Linked DNA regions of Homo sapiens: regions 1 and 2 are each linked to region 3. A link is a loop called in an ENCODE intact Hi-C map of the cell type or tissue named here. Cell type or tissue: heart left ventricle. All regions are shown on one strand. Each heading gives the region's core, and the rest is flanking DNA. Links, peaks and the distances in the headings are about the cores only. Region 1 overlaps LAMB1 (laminin subunit beta 1). Region 2 holds the start of LOC107986834 (a long non-coding RNA gene). Region 3 overlaps DLD (dihydrolipoamide dehydrogenase).

The links. A loop is a pair of places that touch in the nucleus more often than their neighbours do. Peaks named below come from ENCODE experiments on the same cell type or tissue, not always from the same donor. Only the 100,000 strongest peaks of a DNase experiment are listed, where the experiment ranks them.
Region 1: a loop joins it to region 3, with 2.2 times the contacts of the local background. A loop is called at or near these places in 11 of 110 quality-filtered maps.
Region 2: it touches region 3 in a loop (1.9-fold over the local background); 10 of 110 quality-filtered maps call a loop at or near these places.

The regions. Positions count from the first base shown.
Region 1 is chr7:107,986,502-107,994,501 of GRCh38, reverse strand. All of the region lies in intron 5 of LAMB1 (laminin subunit beta 1), which reads left to right. Among named protein-coding and RNA genes, the nearest start is that of LAMB1, 13 kb to the left of the region's middle. In heart left ventricle, for the core only: no CTCF peak of the experiment used is centred there; a DNase peak (open chromatin) is centred at 4,795; H3K27ac peaks cover 3,279 bases.
Region 2 is chr7:108,013,835-108,021,834 of GRCh38, reverse strand. LOC107986834 (a long non-coding RNA gene) reads right to left here and starts at 895. Exons shown (of 3, transcript XR_001745319.1): 1 at 731-895; 2 at 528-616. It also overlaps a transcript of LAMB4 not described here. In heart left ventricle, for the core only: a CTCF peak has its summit at 4,916 (motif pointing right); no DNase peak of the experiment used is centred there.
Region 3 is chr7:107,918,175-107,928,402 of GRCh38, reverse strand. It overlaps DLD (dihydrolipoamide dehydrogenase), which reads right to left. Exons shown (of 14, transcript NM_000108.5): 13 at 9,304-9,393; 14 at 7,205-9,209. The coding sequence ends at 9,144. LAMB1 (laminin subunit beta 1) reads left to right here. Exons shown (of 34, transcript NM_002291.3): 32 at 2,044-2,220; 33 at 4,014-4,173; 34 at 4,316-4,604. The coding sequence ends at 4,452. Among named protein-coding and RNA genes, the nearest start is that of DLD, 32 kb to the right of the region's middle. RefSeq lists an enhancer at 9,951-10,228. In heart left ventricle, for the core only: no CTCF peak of the experiment used is centred there; no DNase peak of the experiment used is centred there; H3K27ac peaks cover 1,485 bases.

The DNA of each region.
Region 1 (8,000 bases), core at 1-8,000, 66 kb before region 3:
TCTTTGGTTTTCAGAGTTTTGCACAATTTGTGAGCAGATTCAATCTGTTGAACTCCAGAATGATTTGTGGAAAACTAAAGAATCATTCGACTTGTGCTTTACCACCTAAATAAGCCCATGGGATTATTATTTAGTTTCAGCTAAATAATAGCTTAAGGAACAGTTTTACAGTTCCTTAAGAAATGTGTAATGCCTTCTTAAATGTGGATTTTCTCATCATTTTTCTTTGAGAGATGTAAAATGACTCCAGAACTAGGGAATGTCTCTGTACAAAGTCCCTTTGTTTCTTCTTAAGCAGCTGCCTGGAAATGACAGGCTTCACATGGCTTAAAGTACACATTGGCTCACAGAAAACCCATAATTTAGTTATTGCTTCTCAGATTAAAAATCACTTTTGAATAGCTTTCAGTTGGAGTTGGGAACCTTATCTACACCCTCTCAGGATAGGAAAAGGTGCCAAGGATAGATTTACCATGTGGGCGGGTAGCCATGAAAGTCTCACTGTCTCTGCCACCAAAGTGGGAGGCCAAGGAGCTAGGGTGGGTGTGGGAGTCAGAATGCAACTAGGAGGGATGCTGGGCTGTGCCTCTGAGCCTTTATCCCCTTGCCCACTCCCCAGCAGCCTGCTGTTCCTGCTGGAGCAGGAAGGTGGGCACTGTGACTGTGACACCTGGTATTGAGAGTGGTGGGGAAGGTTTCACTAAATAAATTGTCAACTACTCCTTGTCACCAACCGCTTGTCCCTTCATTGACCACACAATCTGGTGATTAAACTGATGCTCATCGGCCTACAAGGATGTTACCTTTATGTTATGTGACACCTGAGAATACTCAAAATCATCTTTATTAATGTTTATGATCCTATTTTTTCCTTTGCAGAGGGCATCTGTTCATATACATGGATAGTTCTGAGTTCATCTAGATCCAAAATCCTTTAGGCACATGTTTTGTAGTTGAATACTCATTCAGGTGAATACAGTGGGAGAAAGATGAACTTACTTGTGTAGGCGCAGAAGGTAAAACGGGGGTGATGATTGAACTGAGACATGCAGAATGGCTACAAGTTGGGGCCAGGCGTGGTGGCTCACACCTGTAATCCCAGCACTTTGGGAGGCCAAGGCGGGCAGATCACTTGAGGTCAGGAGTTCAAGACCAGCCTGGCCAATACGGTGAAACCCCGGCTCTACTGAAAATACAAAAATTAGCCAGGCGTGGTGGCACGCGCCTGTAGTCCCAGCTACTTGGGAGGCCGAGGCAGGAGAATCGTTTGAACCCTGCAGGCGAAGGTTGCAGTGAGCCGAGATCATGCCACTGCACTCCAGCCTGGGTGACAGGGTGAGACCCTGTCTCGAGAAAAAGAATAGGTACAAGTTATCACACTGGTTTATGAGAAAACAACTCATCCTTCGGGTCCTAGCTCCAGTGAGAAAAGCAACATCTATGGGGTTGGGTACATTGGGTGTGAATCCCTGCCTGCTCCTTCTTGGCATGTGTGGCCAGAGCTGTGACTTCCTCATTGGTAAATGGGAAGAGGAATAATACCTACATCATAGGACATAGGACAGAATGGTGATGTTCTCCTGTTCCCCTCTGTTTTTTGTTTTTTAAATACTGAGTCTTGCTCTATTGCCCAGGCTGGAGTGCAGTGGTGCAATCTTGGCTCACTACACCCTCCGCCTCCTGGGTTTAAGCAATTCTCCTGCCTCAGCCTCCTGAGTAGCTGGAACTATAGGCACATGCCACCACACCTGGCTAATTTTTGTATTTTTGGTAGAGGCAGGTTTCACCATGTTGGCCAGGCTGGTCTCGAACTCCTAACCGCAAGTGATCCTCCCACCTTGGCCTCCCAAAGTGCTGGGATTACAGGCGTGCCTACCGCGCCTGGCCTGTTCCCTTCTGTTCTGGGAACTGGGATAATCTTGTTGCCCTGGCGGATAGTGGGAACCTGAAAGTCTTTATAAATGCAGATGCTTGGCATATAGTAATTGCTCTACAAATGTTTACTGAATGAAAGAATAAGTGGATAAATGAATTCAACCATCTTCTGTTTGTAAGAAACTACCCTACTTTAAGCCTTATGGGAAATTGTAAAGATAGCACAGTGACTGCCCTCCAGGAGCTTCCAGTCTTCCAGAGGAGAAAGATATACTTGCAAATAACTTACAGTATGTGACAGAATGTGCTAATGACTACAACAGAAGTTCAGACAATCTTTGTTAGCCTGGAGGAGGGTGAGATTAATTTTAGCCTGGAATAAAGAAGAAACCTAGGACTGGGACTGCACTTGACCTGGGCCAGGAAGGGAGAGCAGGGATGTCAGTGGGAGGAGATGGAAGAAAGGCCATTCATGGCCGGAGGGAAACAGTCTGAGAGCAAGGCACTGGTGGTGGGACAGTGGGTCAGGATTTGCTCAGCAAGTGCTATGTAGATTTGCCTCGAGTTTGGGGTAGTGAGAGAAGGAAAGGAAAGGAAAGTAGAAAAGCAGATTAGATGCAAAGGACATTGACTCCTTGCTAGGGAGTGTGAACTTTATAAGAAATAGGGAGCCATTACAACTGATGAATCTTAGAAATTCTTTTTTTTTTTTTTTTTTTTTGAGACGAAGTCTCGCTCTCTCCCAGGCTGGAGTGCAGTGGCGCGATCTCAGCTCACTGCAAGCTCCACCTCCCGGGTTCAAGCGATTCTTCTGCCTTAGCCTCCCGAGTAGCTAGGATTACGGGCATGTGCCACCATGCCCAGCTAATTTTGTATTTTTAGTAGAGACAGGGTTTCACCATATTGGCCAGGCTGGTCTTGAACTCCTGACCTCATGATCTGCCCGCCTCGGCGTCACAAAGTGCTGGGATTACAGACGTGAGCTACCGCGCCCAGCCTAATCTTAGAAATTCTTTTAGTAATTTTTTTTTTTTTTTTGAGGATGGAGTTTCACTCTTGTTGCCCAGGATGGAGTGCAGTGGCACGATCTTGGCTCACTGCAGCCTCTGCCTCCTGGGTTCAAGCAGTTCTCCTGCCTCAGCCCCCCAAGTAGCTGGGATTACACGCATGTACCACCACACCCGGCTACTTTTGTATTTTTAGTAGAGACGGGGCTTCACCATGTTAGTCAGGCTGGTCTCAAACTCCTGACCTCAAGTGATCCACCTGCCTCTGCCTCCCAAAGTGCAGGGATACAAAAGAGGCATGAGCCACTGTGCTCAGCCTCTTTTTTGTATTTTTAATAAGAAATGAATGATCATTTCTTGCCAAAATTTGCCACTATGAGGTGATTGCAATAATTCTGTTGCAAAAACATTAACATTTAGTATGAGTCTTTTTTACTGTATTCTTGCAGTTAATAACTGCTGCTATCATGTTATTTTGTGCTTTATTTTTGTTTATGCCAGTCTTAAAGATCCAGATTTCTGAATCTTTTAAAAAAAATTAATACCAAAAAAAAATTGGGAACCATTGACAAGAAAATGAGACCTGTGTTTCAGGAAGGTAGCCCAAGAGGAAATACAAAGCAAGGACTGGGATGGCGAGAATAAAGGGCATGTTGGGAGGCTCTGTTGATGTCAGCATTGATGAAGCATTAATGGAGGGTTACTGCTAATGCAAAAACTGGCTGTGATTCTTAAGTAGGAGGGAGCCTTTTCCTGCAACCCAGGAGTCCTGTAAGAATATCTTAGAAAGCTTTTTCAAATCCCATGTGTCCACTCACTGCCATACTCTGATACTCTCTGCTGTTAACTGCCTTTGAGGATCATTGCCAAGATGAGGTGCCCCTGTTTTCTAAGGGCAGTCATTTGGATACTTTAAAATCAAAAGCTGAACCATGAAATGGAGAAAGATTAGAAGCAGAACAGTGGAAGGAAAGGGCTGAATCAAAAATTACTTAGGGCTGCTCTGCTTATGGAGTAGCCATTCTTTTCTTCCTTTACTTTCTTAATAAACTTGCTTTCACTTAAAAAAAAATTAGTTAGTCAAGTGAAATAACTAGGAAGATGGTGAAGCCACTGACAGTAGTGAAATCAGGAAGAGAACTGAGGTTGTTGATTTTTTTCCCCCAAGTTCGCCATAGAGATGGCTAATTGCTAAGTGGATTTAGACTAGCAAAAGCTCATTTAGCATGTACACAGTATGTTTTTCTATATTACTAGATGTTTCAAAACTCATAACTCTTGGCCAGGCATAGTGGCTCATGCCTGTAATCCCAACACTTGGGGGTGCTGAGGTGGGGGGATCGCTTGAGCTTCAGGAGTTCAAGACCAGCCTGGACAGCATAGCAAGACCCTGTCTCTACAAAAAATTAAAAAATTAGCCAGGCATGGTGGCACACGCCTGTAGTCCCAGCTACTCAGGAGGCTGAGGTTGGAGGATTGCTTGAGCCCGGGAGGTCAAGGCTGCAGTGAACTATGATTGTACTAGTGCACTCCAGCCTGGGCAACAGAGCAAGACTCTATCTCAAAAAACAAAACAAACAAACAAAAAAAAACACAAAAAACTCATAGGTCTTTTGTTTATTATAAATTTGGAGGCAACTGTGCAGCAATGGCAGGCCTGGGAAGGTTGATGACTAAGCAGAGAGTATGGAAAGGATTCTATTCGTTAGGTAAAATGTGTTGTTCTGGTTTCCAGCAGCTTCTTAACTCCACGGGAAATTGGATGACTCGTCAATGGTCCTTTGGGACTTAAAAGTTTCCAAAAGAGAGGGAGAAGGAAGCACAGCCAGAAATGGCTTTCACAGAGCCATTGGCACAGAGAAGTCCGATTAGACCTTCCCCTCTCTTCCTCTCCCCAAGCCTCCCAGCCAGGCTCTCACGGGGAGTTTGCCATGGTACGTGGCACACATGGTTCAGTTAGTCCTTAGGGATTTTTCTCTCTTACTTTAAAATTCTTAGGCTGATATTCTCTTGAGTTGAATACGGTATCATTTTCTTATATTCCTGGGTAGGTGAAAAATAAACCTAAGCAGCTAGTGAGTGAATAAGTCAAAGAATCTGTCAAAATGTAATTGTCCATGTTCTTATCCTTGACATCTTTTATCAGAGAAAAAGCTCAGCAGGATTATTAAGGAGGGCTAAAGGAAGCCTAAGCATGTTTCTAGTTTTCACCATTAACCCTCACCCAAATTTCTGTCAAGCGTTGGTTTTAATTCGGAAGTAAGTGTCTTTATTTAGGTTCTGTTTTCTAGGTCAGCTGAAATTTCCTTTGATCTTTTTCCCTTGTAATCTGACTTCCAATTCCCCAAAATGCATCACTGTGTTGGTTAGTGTCAAAACCTTTGCCTGTTTGCCTATTTTTCAGCGCTCTTTCTGCTTCATCTTTTACTTCCAGTTGACCCTGTTCACTACACCCTCCTAAATCTCCCTCCTGCCTTGGTTTCAGAAGACTGCCTTTTTTTCTCTTTTCCCTCTGACACTCATTTTTCAGTCTTCTGTGCCTTCAGCCAGTGAGGGAGAAAGATAGGAATGGATTTGAATCTAAGCTCTGCCTGTAACTAGCAAGTCAGTGTCTCCGAGCCTCAATTTTCTCATTTGTCAGACAAATGTGTTGTGAGGGTGCCTTGGTTTCCTAGGGATGCCATAACAAAGTGTCACGGACTGGGTGGCTTAAACAACAGAAATGTGTCTTCTCACAGTTCCATAGGCTAGGAATCTCAGGGTAAGGTGTTGGCAGGGTTGGTTTCTGCTGAGGCCTCTCTCCTTGGTTCGGGATGGCTGTCTTCTCCCTGTGTCTTCACATGGTCTTCCCTCTGTGCATGTGTGTGTCCTCATCTGTTCTTATAAGGACACCAGACATATGATTACAGCCCACCCTCATGACCTCATTTAACCTTAATCACCTCTTTAAAGAGCCCATCTCCACATCTAGTGACCTGAAGTATGGAGTTAGGTCTTCAGCATATGAAACTTGCAGACACACAAATCAGCCCAAATTATAGAGAGTTAAAGTAAAGAATGTAATGAGGGGTACTGGCACCACTCTGTTTTCCTTGTCTAGCCCCTGGTTGATACGTTTTTCTAGAGCACAGACTTAGGCTCTCTTTATCTTACCCATTCCTTTTTTCTTTTTTTTTGTTTGAGACATCATATACTTGGAGGTTTCAAATATGTGTGTGCAGTGACTCCCAAATTCATGTTTCAAGCTCCATTCTTGCAGCTGAGTGCCAGACCACTTTTTCCAAGTGTCTGATGGGTGTCTCCAAGTGGACATCACACATGTGACTAATTAGCCTACAACCAAATGCTTTCACGCCTCTTCCACGTTGTCGTCATTGGCAACACAGCTACCTGGCTACCCAAGTTCAGGTGCCTGTATTTCTTTCCTCACCCTGCCTTTTCCACTACAATCTAATTGATCACCAAGTGTAATTCAATAGAGTCTTCTGTCACTAAATTTTCAGAGTGGTCAGTTCCATCCCTTTCTATCTACATTGTAATTTCTCAGGTTAAAACCGTCATCTTTTTTCTTTCACTTGGTTTTCCTGTGTTTTGTATCATCCATGTCCAGTAACTACCACAAGAGTTATTTTTCTAAAGTGCAATCTGATCATTTCATTTGTCCACTTAAATTTTTTAGTGTTCTCTTTTCCTTGCAAAAACGTAAGTCCCTTAGCATGGCAACTTCTTACCTGCCCCGACCAACCTCTTCTGCCACGTGCAGCCGCCTCCACCCACTGCCTGGAAAACACCTTGTTGCCCTTTTAAGATCCAGTTTGGCCCAGGCGCGGGGGCTCACACTTGTAATCCCCTCACTTTGGGAGGCCAAGGCAGGTGGATCACCTGAGGTCAGGAGTTCTAAACCAGCCTGGCCAACATGGTGAAACCCCATCTCTACTAAAAAATAGAAAAATTAGCCAGGCGTGGTGGTGCGTGTTTGTAATCCCAGCTACTCGGGAGGCTGAGACAGAAGAATTGTTTGAACCCAGGAGGCGGAGGATGCATTGAACTGAGATCGTGCCACTGCACTCCAGCCTGGGCCACAGCGAGACTCTGCCTCAAAAAAAGATCCAATTTGATGCCTTCTTCTCTGTGAAGTATTCCTAGCTTTTTTTTTCTTGGCAGTAAAATATCCATAACAGAAAGTTTACCATTTTAACCATTTTTAAGTGTATAAATCAATGGTGTTAGGTATAGTCACAATGTTGAGCAACCACTAAGACTGTCTATTTCCAGAACTTTTTCATCACCCCAAACAGAAATTCTGTGGCCACTGTCCCTCTGCCCAGCCCCTGGTAACTGCTAATCAACTTTGTGTCTCTGTCTACTTAACCAATTCTAGGTATTTCATACAAGTGGAATCACACAATATTTGTCCTTTTGTGTGGCTTATTTCTCTTAGCATAATGCTTTCAAGGTTCATCCATGTTGTAGCATGTATTGGCATTTCATTCCTCTTTATGGCTGAGTAATATTTCACAGCATGTATATATCATATTTTGTTTATCTTCATCAGTTGATGGGTACATGGGTTGTTCCCGCCTTCTGGCTATTGTGAATAATACTGCTGTGGTGAACATTCATGTACAAGTGTCTGTTTGAGTTCCTGTTTTCAATTCTTCCGGGTGTATACCTAATAATGTGGAATTGCTCGATTTTCCAGCTTCTTGAGTTATTAATTTCTTCCTCTTGCTTTTCCAAAGCACATTGCATGCAACCCTACTATGGTGTTTGACATAGCATATTGCAAATTATTGACACCCATATCTGCACCTCATTGGACTGTGTATAACATATACAACATATAGTCCACTGGCTGATACTAAGGAGGTAGTCATACCTTTATTGAATGATTAAATGAACGAATGAAGGAACGAGCACTCAAACTTGCCACTCATATTACAGTGGACATGGTGACTAAATATACGAAAGTGTGTTTGCTATTTAGGCCTGTTTATAATCAGCTTCTAAAGAGAAACAGTTTACTTATCCAGTAGGGTGGGGAAAAGTATACATTTTAGAGGTTAGACATTTTCCTTGCAAGAAGAGTCTCTGTGGAACAGCTTGAATTATTTGAAA
Region 2 (8,000 bases), core at 1-8,000, 93 kb before region 3:
GATTTTGATGCCAGGTATCAAAAAAATTATAAATTTCTATTAAATGTAATCAATATGAATAAAGTTAACCTCTTTGACTTCCAAATATCATAATACATTCTTCATCCCATTTTCCTTTTTTTTTTGAGACAAAGTTTTGCTCTTGTTGCCCAGGCTGGAGTGCAATGGTGTGATCTCGGCTCACCGCAACCTCAGCCTCCCGGCTTCATGCGATTCTCCTGCCTCAGCCTCCCGAGTAGCTGAGATCACAGACATGTGCCACCACGCCCGGCTAATTTTGTATTTTTAGTAGAGACAGAGTTTCTCCATGTTGGTCAGGCTGGTCTCAAACTCCCGAACTCAGGTGATCCACCCGCCTCGGCCTCCCAAAGTGCTGTGATTACAGGCGTGAGCCACCATGCCCGTCCCCCATTTTCCCTTCTAAAGTAAAAATAAGTGCTTCTACCAAACAAAATATAGCACTCAGCCAAATGAAAGCACACCCACATTGTCTTCAAGGGAAACCAACCCACAGTCTCATCACTCACCAAGTGCATCCAGCTCTGAAACCTTGGCCTCCAGCTGAGGTCCACTTCTTCCGCACTTCAGCTAATAATTCCTTCTGGAAATACTGCAACTTATAATCAAAATTGTAAAGTTAACCACCAACAAATACCAAATATAGACTACTGAGGGAGGAAAGGGAGATAAAAATGAAATATATTTTATAATTAAAAATATAAATACACACAAAACATAGCATATTGAGAAACACAGATTGAGGATGTAGACTTTGTCTTTGTAACCACTCAGGAGGCTTTCACTGGGATTTAAGATCTGCTTTCTCTACTGCTCCTTCCATGGTCCCTCTGGTCCTAGTCACATCCATCTGTTGCCACTGTGAACCAGCAGCTCTATTTATCTTTGTCAGGATCAATTACACCAGCCAAAATTATACACCCCCCTTTTTTGCCTGTTTATCCTTTACAGCTTGAAATAGCTGGGTATTGGTACATATTCTAATTCAGTGGAACAACCATTATATTATCGAGTAAAAACACACTTCCTTAGAGATTAGGGCCCAAAGTCACAGGTACAAAAAGGAACCTTTTGCTTGTGAGTCATTCGGATATAATTGTGATCAGTATCATGCATTTCCACTTTTGGTTTCAGATCCATGTATTCTGCCTATAGGAGGTTCCATCAGCTTTCATTGTAGAAGGCACAGCTCTGCCTCCCATCTAAGAGGATTTAATGTGAGTAGCCAAAATAAATAAATAAAAAGAATTAAAGGATGTAAAGAACCTATATGTAGTCAATTGATAATATTTATATGCAACAACAACATGCATACTTTTTCTTTTCTTTTTTTTTTTTTTTTTTTTGAGATGGAGTCTTGCTCTGTCACCTAGGCTGGAGTGCAGTGGCACGATCTCGGCTCACTGCAACCTCTGCTTCCCAGGTTCAAACGATTCTCCTGGCTTACCCTCCCGAGTAGCTGGGATTACAGGCATGTGCCACCATGCCTGTCTAATTTTGTATTTTTAGTAGAGACAGGGTTTCACCATGTTGGCCAGGCTGGTTTTGAACTCCTGACCTTGTGATCTGCCCACCTCAGCCTCCCAAAGTGCTGGGATTACAGCATCAATCTAATCATTTTCTTAATTCGAGTTGACTGAAAATGACATCTCCCCAACACTAGGAGATCTGATAAGGTGTGTGAGGGACCAGCGTGAAGAAGTCGGGATGGAATCTGCACATCCCAGAGTAGGGGATAAGTGAGGGGAGGAGTCAGAGAGCCCACGTTTGAACCCCAGAGGCCAGGTAGAAGTATTTGGAACCCAGCTAGCCACATCAGAAAATCAATATGAAGATCAGAAAGCAAGTTGCCATGAGGTAGCTGGTGTGGCCCATTAAAGGAGACTATCCTGTATCTTCTCCCAGATTAGAAACCAATCACAGATGAAGGACAGCTGAGACCCAACAGGTGAAAACAATTAGGCAGAAGCACTGGCATGGCACAATGAAGGGAAGGAAAGCTGAAAGCAGACCCTGGCAAGAACACATGAGCCTCATGAGGCTCAGGCTGGAAATTGCTGTCTGACATCCATTCTACTCCTTCTTCCTTTTGGTAATAGGACTTCTCCACATTTTAACCAGGCACACAGCTGCCTAGCGAGAGAGACTGTATTTCAACCTCCCTTGCAGTTTGATGTGACCATGTGACTAAATTCTGGCCAACAGATGAGTGTCAATGTTGTGTGCAACTTCCAGGGCACAACCCTAAAAGGAAGTTGTTTGTCGTTTGTGGGAGAGGCAGAATTATGGCCCCCAAAAGACGTCCACATCCTAATCTCAAGAACCTGTGAATATATTACGTTACATGGCAAAGGGAAAGTTGACAGAATGAAGGTCTTCATCAACTGGCTTTGAGATGGGGAGAGGATGCTGGATTTTCCAGGTGGGCCCCGTGTAATCACAAGGGTTCTCTCAAGTGGAAGAGAAGGCAGGAGAGAGTCAGAGGGACAGCAGCACGGGAGGATTGACCTGATGTTGCTGGCTTTGAACATGAAGGAAGGGGCCAATGGCTGAGGAAGGTAAGTTGTCCCTAGAAGCTGGAAAAAGCAAGGAAAGAGATGCTTCCTTAGAGCCTCCTGGAAGGAATACCACTATGCCAACACATTGATTTTAGCCCTGAATTGGACTTTTAACCTACAGAACTATGAGATAAATTTATGTCATTTAAAGCCACTAAGTGTGTGGATATTTGTTACAGCAACAAGAGGAAACAAAAACACCCTCCATTTGTTTCCCCCCTACCTTCAATTGGGTGGGAATATGGAGAGCCGGCTATCCCCATGCACATGAAGATAATACTGTGAAACAAGGTGGAAGAAACAGGTCCCTGGTTGACTGTACAAGTAAGGGTCCTACCAGGAAACACGGGACACACCTGGGGCAGTTCCATAAGGGAGCTATTTACAAAGATATGGGTAGGGTGGATGAAAGCCATAAAAGATAATACAGCATCCCAGAGCCAGCACCAGGCAGGGGACATCCCCACCCTTGGTTTGAGGGGTAAAGCGAGAGGGTGACAACTGAACATTGAAGGCAGACTGTGTAGGAGGGCCTCTTTTTTGTTTTTGTTTTTGAGACGGAGTCTTGCTCTGTTGCCCAGGCTGGAGTGCAGTGGCGCGATCTCAGCTCACTGCAACCTCCGCCTCTTAGGTTCAAGGATACAGGCACGTGCCACCATGCCCAGCTAATTTTTTGTATTTTTAGTAGAGACAGGGTTTCACCTTGTTAGCCAGGATGGTCTTGATCTCCCGACCTCATGATCCACCCACCTCGGCCTCCCAAAGTGCTGGGACTACAGGCATGAGACACCGCGCCTGGCCAGGAGGGCCTCTTAACAGGAGCTGTGATCTTTGGACAAGGGATACAACCAGCCACGACAACCCTGCAGAGGACATTGGGGCATGGATGCCCTGATGGCACGCTCCTCCATGTCCAGTCTCTTACTGGTGGCTCCCATTGGCTAAACCAAGGGCCTGGGGTGATGTTCCCATGTAGATCAGCCTCCACAGGCACAGAGAAGGGGGCAAATAGATGTGGGGAGGCACAATGCCCTTGTGGATTAAAACTGTGTGTGTCTGACTCCTTTGGACTAACAACCAGCTTAAACTTGCACATAAAGAAAAGCACACATCTCCTTAGGTGCCTGTGACTTTGGCCTCTGTTACAGCAGCTGAACCAGCATCCTCATTAGTCTCTTTGCGGGTACCCCAACTCCTTGCCAAACTGCTAAAATTGTCCTCTATGCCCTGCTGCATGGGCACAGTGGACCAAGGATCAGGTGATAAATGCGAAGAGCATGGTTTGTCCCCTGCATGACCTTAGGCGATTCACAGCCTGCCTGAATTTCATGTCCTCATTTCCTTTAGCTGTAAAATGCTAATAAATATACCTGGTCTCCCTCCTAGGGTTACAGAGCTAATTCGAATGAAAGAGCTTTGAGAAGAGTGAGATATTACAGGAATCCTTCAAGACCTCACTATTATTACACTGTGTAAGTTACACCTGCATTCTCCTTCTGAACCATTGCTCCTATGGTCCTGCCTACTTTAAAATTGTCATCTCTCTCCCAAACCTAACCTTTTCCTATAGCCCTAGGGCTCCTTTTCTAGCCTCACTCAAAGCCCTTTTTCTGGAGTTCCTGTATTGTCACTTGGCTGATATGCCTTTTCTAACCAGACATCAAGTTTTATGAGGACTCACAGCATGCATTTGCACACGTTTAAGTCCTTTAGAGAATGTAGCACAGTGTGGAGCACTCTAAATAAATACTTATTCACTTTAAGTATTAGTTCCATAAATTGACTCCAATTTTATGAGAAGACAGTCCCCTGTTTTGTTCTTTCACCTTTCCTGCCCTCCACCCTGTTTCTTCTCTCCCCTTGGAAGAGAGCCAGAAAAAAAGCAATTTATTTTTTCTTCTTGCAACATGAAACAGCCTAGGTAGGATGTCTCTTAACACCTGCTCATCCATCAGCACCTAGCTTTTCTCTTCTGAAGAACTTGAACCTACATATAATCTTTATCTTTACTCATTACATGTTAAAAGTGGCCACTCTAGAAGGCTTCCCCCTCCCTAACAACCTGCCTCTGATTCAGCCTGCCAGCTGAACGAGCTTTCAGTGATACAAAGTAAGCTTGCCACAACATGTATTACACATATTTAATCAGAATGTACAGAGTTTTTGAGCAGAGATACAGTGTTTTCTTCATATTCATAAACTCTGTGACTAACAGTTAAGTGTCTAAGATTCATAGCAGTATCTGACATAGTTCCACACACAACCACAGTTCACTTTGATGGCAAACACCAAAACTAGGAGGCAGGAGGTTGGCTGCACTTTATCTCACATTCACTAGGTGGCAACAGATTAAGTGTGCTATATTTCAAAGCTCTCTCCAGTCATCCCAACATGGCACCAAGAACTAAAATCTAATCTTTAGTACTGTTATTTCCTTACAGTGAAGACTTTGAAATATTTAGTCAATAAAACATTCATAGTGAAAAAAACCTTAAAATCTACTAGCTGAAGATATTACCTCTGATGAGGAAAGATATAAAATGACTGTCAGAAAACTACTAACACAGCTAGGTTAATTTTTAGAGACACTAGATGCAGGTATCAGCTCTCACATATGATTTTTCTCACTGATGTTGCCTGTCATTCAGGAAAGAGGTTTAAGAAATTCCAAAATAGGTTGGGCTCAGTGGTTCATGCCTGTGGTCCTAGCACTTTGGGAGGCCGCAGCAGGCGGATCACTTGAGGCCAGGAGTTTGAGACCAACCTGGCCGATATGGTGAAACGCCATCTCTACTAAAAATAGAAAAATTAGCCAGGTGTGATGGAACATGCCTGTAGTCCCAGCTACTTGGGAAGCTGAGGCACAGGAATCATTTGAACCTGGGAGACAGAGGTTGCAGTAAGCTGAGATCGCAGCACTCCACTCCAGCCTGAGCAACAGAGCGAGACTCCATCTCAAAAAAAAAAAAAAAAAAAAAAAAAATTCCAAAATGCAAGAGATTTGAAAAATTCCCTCGTCCTACCCCCTCATTTTCTGAAGAATACTAAGGCTAACCTAGCCAGGGCCACTCTGTTAGTTGGAAGAAATGGCAAGGCAGGTGTGATGGGAAATGTGCCCTGCGACTATACTCAGTTTGTTGCACCCTCTTCCAAGACAACTTCTCTTTTAACTGGTCTTAGGCTGTATTAAATGGACCATCAAATAGTGAATCATTTTCTTAAAATGAATAACTGATTTCTTTACATAAATGACCTAAGCTGTAAGTCAAATATTTGAGACATGTGAAACATTTCACAGGAAGTAATTCTGCTTGAAAGAAAACAAAAGACAAAGCGAACCAAATAGAAATACTTCATCTTTGAAATGTTATTGAACAAAACTGTATAATCTGGGGGGACTAGCATGTTTCTTGAGATTAGCCAACTAAGCAAATATACAGTTGTAGCTATTAAACACATTCAATAGGATTGTTTTAAGAGTCTTAAGTAAAAAAAAAAAAAAAAAAAAAAGTCTTCAAAACTTCCCATGCTGTTTTTAAAAATAGGACTACATATAGAAATAACAAAGTAGGCTAAATTTTAGGTGTTAAGCTTGATGTTACCAAATGTATTTATTCAAAACAATTTATTTGATTATATAGGAAAACAAAAAATAACCTATTAGAATAACTACTTGGTTGGAAACACTAGTTGTATATGATATACAACTAATTTCTAGGAATTTGTCATAACCCAAACAGAAATCCAGATTACTACCTCTGTTAAAGTGAATATCCAATTTAAGTCAAAATTTTCTCTTGAATCTTAGTTTATTGAGCCAATTAAAGGTAGCACCTCACTGCGAACTTTCTAGAAAGGATTAGAAATGAAAGTTAAATAGAGCCTGAATATTTAACAACCAAACCACTGTTTGAGAATTCCTAAGATTCGTACCATGGGAAGAAGCTCAAAGCTTGGGAAAGCTGTATAAACATTCCATATCTAAAGATAAACACTGGGATCTTTATGACATTCAGGTTTAGCTTTGTGTTAGACACACTGCATTGTGACTCATCTAGGGAAGGCAAAATATGAATGGAAAAGATTAAGTATTCAGGATCAAGAGAACAATTACTTTTACTTGGAAACAAGAAATCTAACATTTTTTTACAGATCAGTGTAAAGAAGCCAACCTATTTAGATATGACTGATAGGATGTCTTAAATGAGAATTTTTCCTTTTTAAAATCTCAGTTCTAGGCCGGGCGCAGTGGCTCACATCTGTAATCCTGACACTTTGGGAGCCCAAGACTAGCAGATTGCTTGAGGTCAGGAGTTCGAGACCAGCCTGGCCAACATAGGGAAAACCTGTCTCTACAAAAATACAACAATTAGCCAGGTGTGGTGGCTCACGCCAGTGGTCCCAGCTACTCTGGAGGCTGAGGTAAGAGGATCAGTTCAGCCAGGGAGGCAAAGGTTGTAGTGAGCTGAGATCACACCACTGCACTCCAGCCTTAGTGACAGAACAAGACCCTGTCTCAAAAAAGAAAAAAAAAAAAAACAACAACCAGTTCTAGTCTTCAATCCTTCAGACTGCCATCATACATTCTATACAGCAATCATACATTCCTATACAGCAATCATACATTCCTATACGGCAATCATACATTGTATACAGCAAATAAATAGAAATGTCTATACTAAATTTTCTCCTTAAACTCAATTTTCTTTTAACCCACTTTGGGGAGATGAATAATATGTAGACAATTTGAAAGATTTAAACATTTGTGTAAACATTTCTCTGTAAGGAAAAAAAAACAACTTTCTCAACTCAACACAGCTAAACATATTTTGATTGGAACATATGAGCACAGGAAGTGGCTAACAAAAATTAATCGTGGCTACTGTAACATTGCATCCAAACCCAAACAGACCATAACACTTCCTACTCAACTCAAACGAACTCTAGTTTCTAGAAAGTACCTGCATATTTTACAGAATATCAGCAAGCTTGATTTATTTTTCCCAGTTTTAGCTGGCCAGAAGACACTCTTTTCTTGGGGATGTGAACATTGCCCGACATAAAGGATCACTACTGAAAATACATCCACAAGAAACTATCTTAAAATTTATTTTACACAGAGCTTGGTTGCCTATAATTTTGGAATATTGTATTAGAACAAGGACTATACATGTTCATTATAGAGTAAAATCATAAAAGAAGAAACAGCTATCTTTTAATATTTTGAGCTATAAAAATAATTTCTGGGTGGCCCTTTTTAATTCCTCAAAAATTATATATACATGAGTTACATACTTTTTTGTCATTGGAATCTACTCCCCCTACAGCTCCCCACCTACAACCACACATACCCTTTTAAATCACAGAAATAGGTACTATCTTTGTAAGTAACTGTTTGGTACTCTGTTGCATGGGTCCAGCATA
Region 3 (10,228 bases), core at 1-8,000:
GTTAAGAAGGCCAATGTCTCAAGATTTTGGTCATCAAACATTTTACTATATAGTAGTTTTGGAAACTATGGGAGAACAGTCAGTCTGCTTTCAATACCCAATTCTAGAGAAACCTAATAGAGCACTTATAGCTAAACAATCTGTTCTGTTTAGAATGCATGGAAAACTTAATGTTTTTTATAAGAAATATACTGTGACTACCAGATATTAAAAGTACTCATTACGAATTTTTCATAGGGATCTAGCACCTTGCTCTAAAAATCCTCTTTATCTCTTAAAAGAAGTAATGCAAACATAATTCCATTAAATTCTTTTGTTTCTCAGAAAGTTAATGTTTTCGTTCCAATTTTACGAGTTTTTAAAAAATGAAGAAAATTGATGAGTTATCTAATCCCTATACAGGTTCTCAGAATATACTTTGAAATTAAATGCTCCCATACCCAGCATTGTCAGCCTTCTCAGGCCAATCCTCCATGTGTTTAAAACCTGGGAAGATGAATTTTCAACATGCTTTTCTTACCATTAGTTGGTAAAAACCTGTGTTCCCCTATTCTATTGCTGTCAGTTAAATGAAGGCCAATAATTCTGTCCATTTTCCTCCTTAAATTTCGAGTATCAATAAGACTTTTTCTTCAGGCTATTTGTTCAAGTTTAGAAAAATTATGTTTTCCCACCAGACTATAAATATTTTGATGTTTCGATCTCTAGGTTTTTCCATTTTCTCAGTTTGCTGTTAATATTTTAGTGAATATTATGTCAGTGACTGTAGAAATTATTGTTTTGAAAGCCAGGTGCAGCAGTGTGTGCCTGTAGTCCCAGCCACTTGGGAGGTGGAGGTGAGAGGATCACTTAAGGCCAAGAGTTTGAGACTATAGTGCACTATGATCATGCCTGTAAACAAACAGTCACTGCACTCCAGCCTGGGAAATATAGCAAGACCCTGTTTCTTGAAAAAAATTGTTCTGAAAAGCAAATTAGAAAATACTGAATTATAGGTGAGATGTGGCTTGATGATGCAAGTTAATAATTGGGGTTCTGTTTTTCAGGGGCCCTAGGGGGCAGGAAGTGTTTTAGGTTAGTAACAATAAGAAACAAAGAGAACCTCTAACTAAACTGTGTTCATGAAAGCTTATCAGAAACAATTCACTCAAACTTTATCTTCTAAGAATTATAATTTCTAAGAATTTTATTCTAATTAAAGGGTCCTTAGGTTTGAAATATTTACAAATTTTAGCCTATGTCTTATACTGACCCTTATTAACTTCATTATAGCAGTACTGTTATTCAGTTAATTCTATGTAATTAGACCCATCCTTGAAGATCATTTTAAAGAAAAATTGAGTGCTCAGTGAAATTGATTCTTTTGTCATGGGCTCAACTGCTTACTTTGGCTAGCTTTTAAAAGTCAATGTTTATTGATTCTACTTTGAAAGGAGATCAGATGTGGATCCTCACCAGTTGCCCAGATATTTTTTTTTCCCTAAATAACTTTGTGTATTTAGAGTTTACAGCTGTAACGTTCCCAGACCATACATCATCTCACAATTCTATAGAAATTCAAAGAACATCCCTAGTCTCCATGTCTTCAGTAATTAGCTGAAATCTCCACTACTAGAGTTTAACATTTATTTTCCCACTCACATTAAGTTGGAAATTTATGTGGAAATCCCTCTTCGCACAGCTGCTTATTTGTGAATGTTCTTTAGCCAAAGTTTGCAGGTGTCCTTAAAATGCTTTCTCAACACATCATGCTCCTTGGGGAGGTGGGGTTTTTTGTTTTTTTTTACTGTCAGAAAAAATTTTACATCAATCTCAGCTTAGATCATCAGAAGTACTGAAAGAATGAAGTGAATATATGAAATGTAGCAAAGACTAAAGTTAGATACTTCATGTAACTTTTCCTGAAATATTCTTTTTAGTAATTACTTCTTTTGGTCTAGAGCAAAATGGCACAGCAGACTTTTAAATCTTCCTCCAAACTTGTACTCATAGTAATTCCATTTCTTAAACTAATGTCTTGCTGGAAAATTGACATGCTTTTAGATTGAGTCTGAAACAGCAGCTTCTGAGGAAACCTTGTTCAACGCGTCCCAGCGCATCAGCGAGTTAGAGAGGAATGTGGAAGAACTTAAGCGGAAAGCTGCCCAAAACTCCGGGGAGGCAGAATATATTGAAAAAGTAGTATATACTGTGAAGCAAAGTGCAGAAGATGTTAAGAAGGTACGTAAATCTTTGTAATTTCAGAGCTATGTTGTTAAAGGAGCCACCAGTCTCCTCCTTGCCTGCCTTAGAGTAAGGGACATGGACCTAACAGAAACAGAATTCATCAGAAATATCAAATGACCTGTTTTGCAACAGCCGTCTTTAGAAGTGTGGATGGGAAAGAATATGGAAATATCTAATAAGTATGACCTATGTCCTCAAATCCAAATTTGGACAAGAGTTTAGAAGAACGGAATTAACTTAGGGGTAGAAGTCTCAAAACAGGCTTTTTTTTTTTTTTTAAACCAACTATATTGACAAAAACCAGTCATATTGAACTTTTATTTCTGTGCGGTAGTCAGTTAAATTCTTCATGGCATATAGTAATTATCAGGCCATTTGAGAATATTTTACAAGCAGGTTGGAACAGAGAACAGGTAGTAGGAAACCAAATCTTATCTCTTTGAGACTCATTTTGAATTAACTACCCCTCACCTCTCATTCGAAGGCACTATATTTTGCAGAGAAAAACTCACACAACCCAAATGTTTAATCAGAAGCCATGTAATAACTGAAACACATGTTCAGTTTCTCAATAATGCTTATTTCTAAAGAGAACATTAAAAACTTGGTGGCGCCGGGGTGGGGCTTAAAACCATTGAATCACTGGTCCCCAACTTTTTTGGCACCAAGGACCAGTTTCCTGGAAGACAATTTTTCCAGACTCGGGGGTGGGGATGGTTTCAGGATGAAACTGTTCCAGCTCAGATCAGGCATTAGATTCCATAAGGAGTGCACAACCTAGATCCCTTGCATGCACAGTTCCCAATAGGATTCGTGCTCCTATGAGAATCTAATGTCACCACTGATCTGACAGAAGGTGGAGCTCAGGCAATAATACTTGCCTGCCCACCCAGTTCCTAACTGGTCCGTAGGCCTGGGGGCACCTGCATTTACTGACCTAATTTCAGTATTTAACTCCCTACTATTCAAAAATTTTCTGGAAGTTACTGTAGCTTTTCGGGCATTACGTAAGAGTAACTTTCCCTACCTCTCTCTAGGTTGGGAAAGAGAACAAAACAATGAGAAAAGTTCACTGCCACAATATCAGACAGCTGTCTTTTCTGTTTTGGTTTGTGTGGTTTCCTGCAGTACTGAGGACACAAATTTCTCAAGTACTCTGCTTCAGGGCATTTTGCATAATGACATTTTATCACAAGAGAAAGGAACAAAATCTCTTGAAATGAAATTTCCATAAATGGCTATTTGAACAGTTTCTAAAAAGAATCATTTGCATTCCAACCCCACACCCCATTTCTCTTCTCCTCACTCACTTCTTGCATATGCTACAATCTCACCTTTCCTTCCTGTATCTTTTGTTTAATCTTTTTCCTCTGATTTCCTTATAAGCAAGTCTTCACAAATCCTAATTTAGTCAAGATCCAAAGAGCCTCCACTTCTTCAATATGGGCTTCTCTAATGTCTAATCTACTTTTGAAAAATCTGCGCTTCTCTATGTAATTTGCAATACAATTATGCTACAACTTTTCTATAGAAAAGTAATAATCAGGAGAATGAGGACTTAGCCCTAAGGATTTGCTGCAACTCCAGAATTTTTTGAAATGTTCTTTAAAATCATGTCAATTTTGCATTCAATTCCACTGTTTGAAGATAAAATTTTAAATTACTTACCAGTGAATATCCTTGGTGGCCCTTAATCCAGAATGCATGCCATGATTACACTATTGCTCTTAAATGTAATTACTGACACTAACATTACCACTTCTTTCTGTCTAAATGTGGAACTATAGACTTTAGATGGTGAACTTGATGAAAAGTATAAAAAAGTAGAAAATTTAATTGCCAAAAAAACTGAAGAGTCAGCTGATGCCAGAAGGAAAGCCGAAATGCTACAAAATGAAGCAAAAACTCTTTTAGCTCAAGCAAATAGCAAGCTGCAACTGCTCAAAGGTGGGTCTTTTCACACAGGCTTATTTTTTAAATTACTTTAAGGCATCCATAGTTTATTTAAAAGTGAAAAATATATTCACTTTGTCTTGAGATCATCATAGTATAAATTGCTCAGACTTTATATATATATATCTCCCCACAGATTTAGAAAGAAAATATGAAGACAATCAAAGATACTTAGAAGATAAAGCTCAAGAATTAGCAAGACTGGAAGGAGAAGTCCGTTCACTCCTAAAGGATATAAGCCAGAAAGTTGCTGTGTATAGCACATGCTTGTAACAGAGGAGAATAAAAAATGGCTGAGGTGAACAAGGTAAAACAACTACATTTTAAAAACTGACTTAATGCTCTTCAAAATAAAACATCACCTATTTAATGTTTTTAATCACATTTTGTATGGAGTTAAATAAAGTACAGTGCTTTTGTATATATTTTGGTGTACTTGTTACTTTCACTGATTGTTGATGAATCCCTTTTTTCACTGTAAACGTGGATTTATAAACAAGTTTACTGCGTCCATGAAGACCCTAATTTATGTTGTCTATAAACAAGCTATTATATTTATTTGACAGGTAAACATCCTCCAAAACTCCACACCCTTGACTCCCCTCCTCCCAATCACCTCCCAGTGGGATTCCCAGGTTGAGGTTAAGGAGGACAAATATAGTCTATGCTACCATCACTATTTCAATGGTTGCTGAGTTGCTCCAGCCATCAAAACTCCTGTAAGTAAGTATTCCTTGCTCTAGGAATGAGAAAAAGCAACATTTTAGAAAATCAGCAGGATGTACTAGGGTTTGTAGTCATTACCACCTAGAAAAGGACTAGGGTTACTGAGGGGAAGGTTTCAGTTAAATCAGGCCAGAGTTTATGGATACTGCTCCTGCCAATTGAGCAATGCTACTACAGAGCACGGAATGATGCTCTAATTTCTCAGCTTTTGTATTGTATTTTATACTACAGAGCACAGAATGATGCTCTAATTTCTCAGCTTTTGTATTGTATTTTATGTGATTTTGCAACTAATCTAACGAAAGTAATTGCCAGGCCCATGTCAACTTTATTGCCTAACTAGCTGTATAAAAGGCTAGCCCCTATGTGTTTTTTTCACACATTCTTAGAGCAAGACTATTCTGTGGACTGCTTAACAACCACCCACACATCCAACACAGCTGCATCTGAAGCTGGGCCTGGACAACAGTTATGTAAACAGCTGTAAGTTAATAACTTTCCTCTGGCCCAAAGCAATAATTTGTCACTTTTATGGTACTGTTACCAAAACAGATATATAGACCAATGGAACAGAACAGAGGTCTCAGAAATAACACCACACATCTACAACAATCTGATCTTTGACAAACCTGACACAAGCAGTAGGGAAAGGATTCCCTATTTAATAAATGGTGTTGGGAAAACTGGCTAGCCATATGCAGAAAGCTGAAACTGGATCCCTTCCTTACACCTTATACAAACATTAACTCAAGATGGATTGAAGACTTAAACGTAAGACCTAAAACCATAAAAACCCTAGGCAATTACCATTCAGGACATAGGCATGGGCAAAGACTTCATGACTGAAACACCAAAAGCAATGGCAACAAAAGCCAAAATTGACAAACGGGATCTAATTAAAGAGCTTCTGCACAGCAAAAGAAACTATCATCAGAGTGAACAGGCAACCTAGAGAATGGGAGAAAATTTTTGCAAAGAACTTCAAACCCATCAAAAAGTTGGTGAAGGATATGAACAGACACTTCTCAAAAGAAGACATGCATGCAGCCAACAAACATGAAAAAAAGCTCATCATCACTGTTCAATAGAGAAATGCAAATCAAAACCACAATGAGATACCATCTCATGCCAGTTAGAATGACAATCATTAAAAAGTCAGCAAACAACAGATGCTGGAGAGGCTGTGGAGAAATAGGAACACTTTTACACTGTTAGTGGGAGTGTAAATTAGTTCAACCATTGTGGAAGACAGTGTGGCAATTCCTCAAGGATCTAGAACTAGAAATACCATTTGACCCAGCAATGCTATTACTGGGTATATACCCGAAGGATTATAAATCATTCTACTATAAAGACACATGCACATGTATGTTTATTGAGGCACTGTTCACAATAGCAAAGACTTGGAACCAACCCAAATGCCCATCTATGACAGAATGGATAAAGAAAATGTGGCACATATACACCATGGAATACTATGCAGCCATAATAAAGGATGAGTTCACATCCTTTGCAGGGACATGGATGAAGCTGGAAACCATCGTTCTCAGCAAACTAACACAAAAATAGAAAACCAAACACCACATGTTCTCACTTGTAAGTGGGAGGTGAACAATGAAAACACATGGACAAGGGGATGGGGGTGGGGGAGGGATAGCATTAAGAGAAATACCTAATGTAGATGATGGGTTGATGGGTGCAGCAAACCACCATGGCACATGTATACCTATGTAACAAACCTGCATGTTCTGCACATGTACCCCAGAACTTAATTAAAAAAAAAAATCCCAATAACTAGCAAAAATGGTCATACCCCATCATCTACTAGAGCAATTATGTAGTATTTTACTTAGAACAGTAGAAACACTCTCCATTCCTTTTCAGCTAAACAACTAAAGATCTCACTTTGAAATTACTTTTTTTTTTTTTTTGAGACGGAGTTTCGCTCTGTCGCCAGGCTAGAATGCAGTGGCATGATCTCAGCTCACCGCCTCCTGGGTTCAAGTGATTCTGCCTCAGCCTCCTGAGTAGTTGGGATTACAGGGGCCTGCCACCACACCTGGCTAATTTTTATATTTTTAGTAGAGATGGGGTTTTACCACATTGGTCAGGTTGGTCTCAAACTCCTGACCGCAGGTGATCTGCCCGCCCCGGCCTCCCAAAGTGCTGGGATTACAGGAGTGAGCCACCGCTCCCAGCCAGTTGAAATTACTAATTTTAATCAGTTCAATGAAGTGGACAATTAATTTCACTCTTCACAAGCCACAAAAATATTGACAGCTTAGTAGATAACAGTAAGTGAACACTTAAAACTTGTTTTATTCCTAGGACTTTATTCCCCATACAGATAAATTTGCATTCTCATACTGAATGTAAACACTTAAAGATGGATTTAACTCTACAGCTAGAATTCCATATTAAATTATATTTCACTATTCCCTAACTAAAAACTTTTTTTTCCCTGAGTAAGGGATATGTTGAGATTTACATAAACAGCACTTCACATGATACCGGGATTTCAAATTTTTAAAAAGATGCAGAGTTCACTTCCAATAATGGCAAAGTAGCACACAGATATCAGACCAACCCTCCTGCTGATAGCAACTGCAAACTCTGAACAAATATATTTTAGAAAAAACTAAAGGCACTGGAAACAACTATAAACAAGTGGAAAGTAGAGGGAAGTTGGCACTTAAAAAGTGAACAGCACTGGCTCAATGTCTCATTTTTAACGGGTTCTCACTTGAGGGGGAAACAAAAGCCAAGTTTTATTGGTTAAGGATCAGAAGGCAGAATATGGGGCAACCACAACAGCTGGAACATAAAGGGGAAACCCCCAAAAAACAGGAGGCACAGAAGGGGCAGACTTCCTTCTGCCCAAACTCTGGTTGACCCCTGAACTACACACTTGCATGGGAAAGACTTCCAGCAGCATAGCTAAAGCTAAAACAACTGAGAAGAGATTTCAGCTGCTGCCACCTACAAACAAGACAGAGTGTGGAGTTGGTGTTCAGCCAAGTTAACTGCCTCCTAAGACAACAATCAATTTTCTTTAGAAGTATGTAACAGAATCCAGGGTCATTATGTCACTCATGAGCATGAGACAATCTATGCTATCTATACCAAATTTCAGAACTACTTAATCTGAATTATTCTTAAATTTAGTTACAATATGCAAAAGCCTACTTAGCATTTAGTACTTTGTTACTTAAGTTTCCTCAGGACATGGCCATTTTAAACACCACACATCCAATTTTACAACACTCTTTAAATAAACAGTCATTAACCCAGCCAAGGAAAACACAGATTAAAGACTCCCTTATGTTGTACTTCTCCAAAAGTATATATTAAACATTTAGTAGGTGTATCTAAAATAGATGAAAGGATGATGACCTTTAAAATGCCTTAATATTGTCCTATAACATGAAAATAAAGATACATTCAGGCCTAGAAAAGAAATTAGAATATACACTAGAAGTAGTCATAAAAAAAACTATGACCATCTCAACACGTACTCATGATAACCAGTAAATGAATATTTAAGACGTTTATTTCAGTATCTTCATTCCCCACTGTAATACATTTGAATGCCCACGTATTTGAGTTCCGTAAATAGACTCTCTTAATTTGGGTAACTATATAATTACCCTTCAGAGTTGCAGACAACAATGGAAGCTTTAAAACCTCTTCAACACAAATGCTACCCCTAAAATGAAAGAATTTAGAGGTTAAATAAAACAAGTGAGAGACCGTTTACTTACATCAGTTCGGTTTATAGACATTTGAATCATATCTGAATGACTGACTTGTTTCCAATGTGAAAACCAAATTAAAAATAACTTGATCACTGTGCTTCAAACACAACTGTTCACATATCAAATTCTAGCTCCAGCCATGTAAAATTCAACTTTTCTGTATCAGAGAAAAAAGCTATTTAAATTCAGGGGCATTGAATCTTTCATGAACAGCATGAAAATATGAGTTGACGGAGATATTCCAGGATGCTACAATAAGTAGCTTTTTGTCTTACACATTAGTGCACTGAAACAAAATACTAAATTTATGTAAAATATAGATATAAGAGTATTCCATTTTGTCCAAACCTATTAAATACCTTCCAAAAGTTTCATAATTCAGTCCTAGAAATTCTTGGAGCTGTGAGAATATCCTGTTCAGGAATGTGACTTCTACAAAAGCTCCCAGGAAATTTCAGAAAAAAATATATATAATCTTCTAATTCAAAAGTTGATTGATTTGCCAAATGACGCAGCAAGATTTGCTTCTCTAAAAGCTTCTGATAAGGTCTGCAAGGGAAGAAATTTAAAATTAAAATCCAAATATTTGTGGGTCAGAAGAAAATTTAGGCAACCATCAATTCTATATGTTGTTAATAATTACCGGATGTGCATGACAGACTCTAGCTATATCTTCACAGGATGCTCCATATTCCAAAGCAAGAGCAGCTTCATTTACCATTTCTCCAGCACCCTTTAAAATAACAAGCCAAGTAAATTTGCTTCCAAGGCAAAAACTACATGCTAATAGGATAGCAATTGTTGAGGGGAAGCTTTTAGATCTTAAAAACGCCTTAAATCTGTTTCTTTATCAGTTGAAGAAAAGTCAGGAAAAGCTTAATAGAAAAGGTGACACAGAAGAGCTTGGGCTCTGGAGCCAAAGGGCCTTCAATTCATATCTACCACTTACTACCTTAACCATTCATTGGTTCTTTGTGCTTCATTCAGTTTCTTCACCTCAAAAATAACAGCACCTATTTCAAAAAGCTGATGTAAAAATAACAAAATGTATACTAAAGTGACACAGCACTCAAATATTCTATTCTCATTATTGTTACATCAGATACAAGAGATATCTACAAGAAAGATACATACTTTAGGCTCAGTGGTAGGAAAGGCTTCCCTTAGGAGGTAACATTTGAGCTGAGACCTGAATAATAAGGAGCCAGCCATTCAAAGATCTGGAGGCAGAACAGTCTAAGCAGAGGGTATCTTAAGCACAAAGGCCCTAAAATGCAAATATTTGGTCTGTTGTGAAAATGAGAGAAGGCCCATGTGACATGGCATTAATGAGTAAAAGAGAGCAGAAAAAGAAGAGGTCAGAGAAGTAGGCACAAACAGATTCAGTGAGGCCTTGGATGTAACAATCTGAAGTTGAAAAGCACCACTGGAGGATTTTAAGGGGCATAATCTGGTGTATGTTTTAAAGAGAGAATCTTGGCTGCAGGACAAAGTAGATGATACAGTGGGCAAGACTGTGAGAGTGCTGCTGGTATCCTTCTAGAAATGATGCACAGAGAGCCATATTC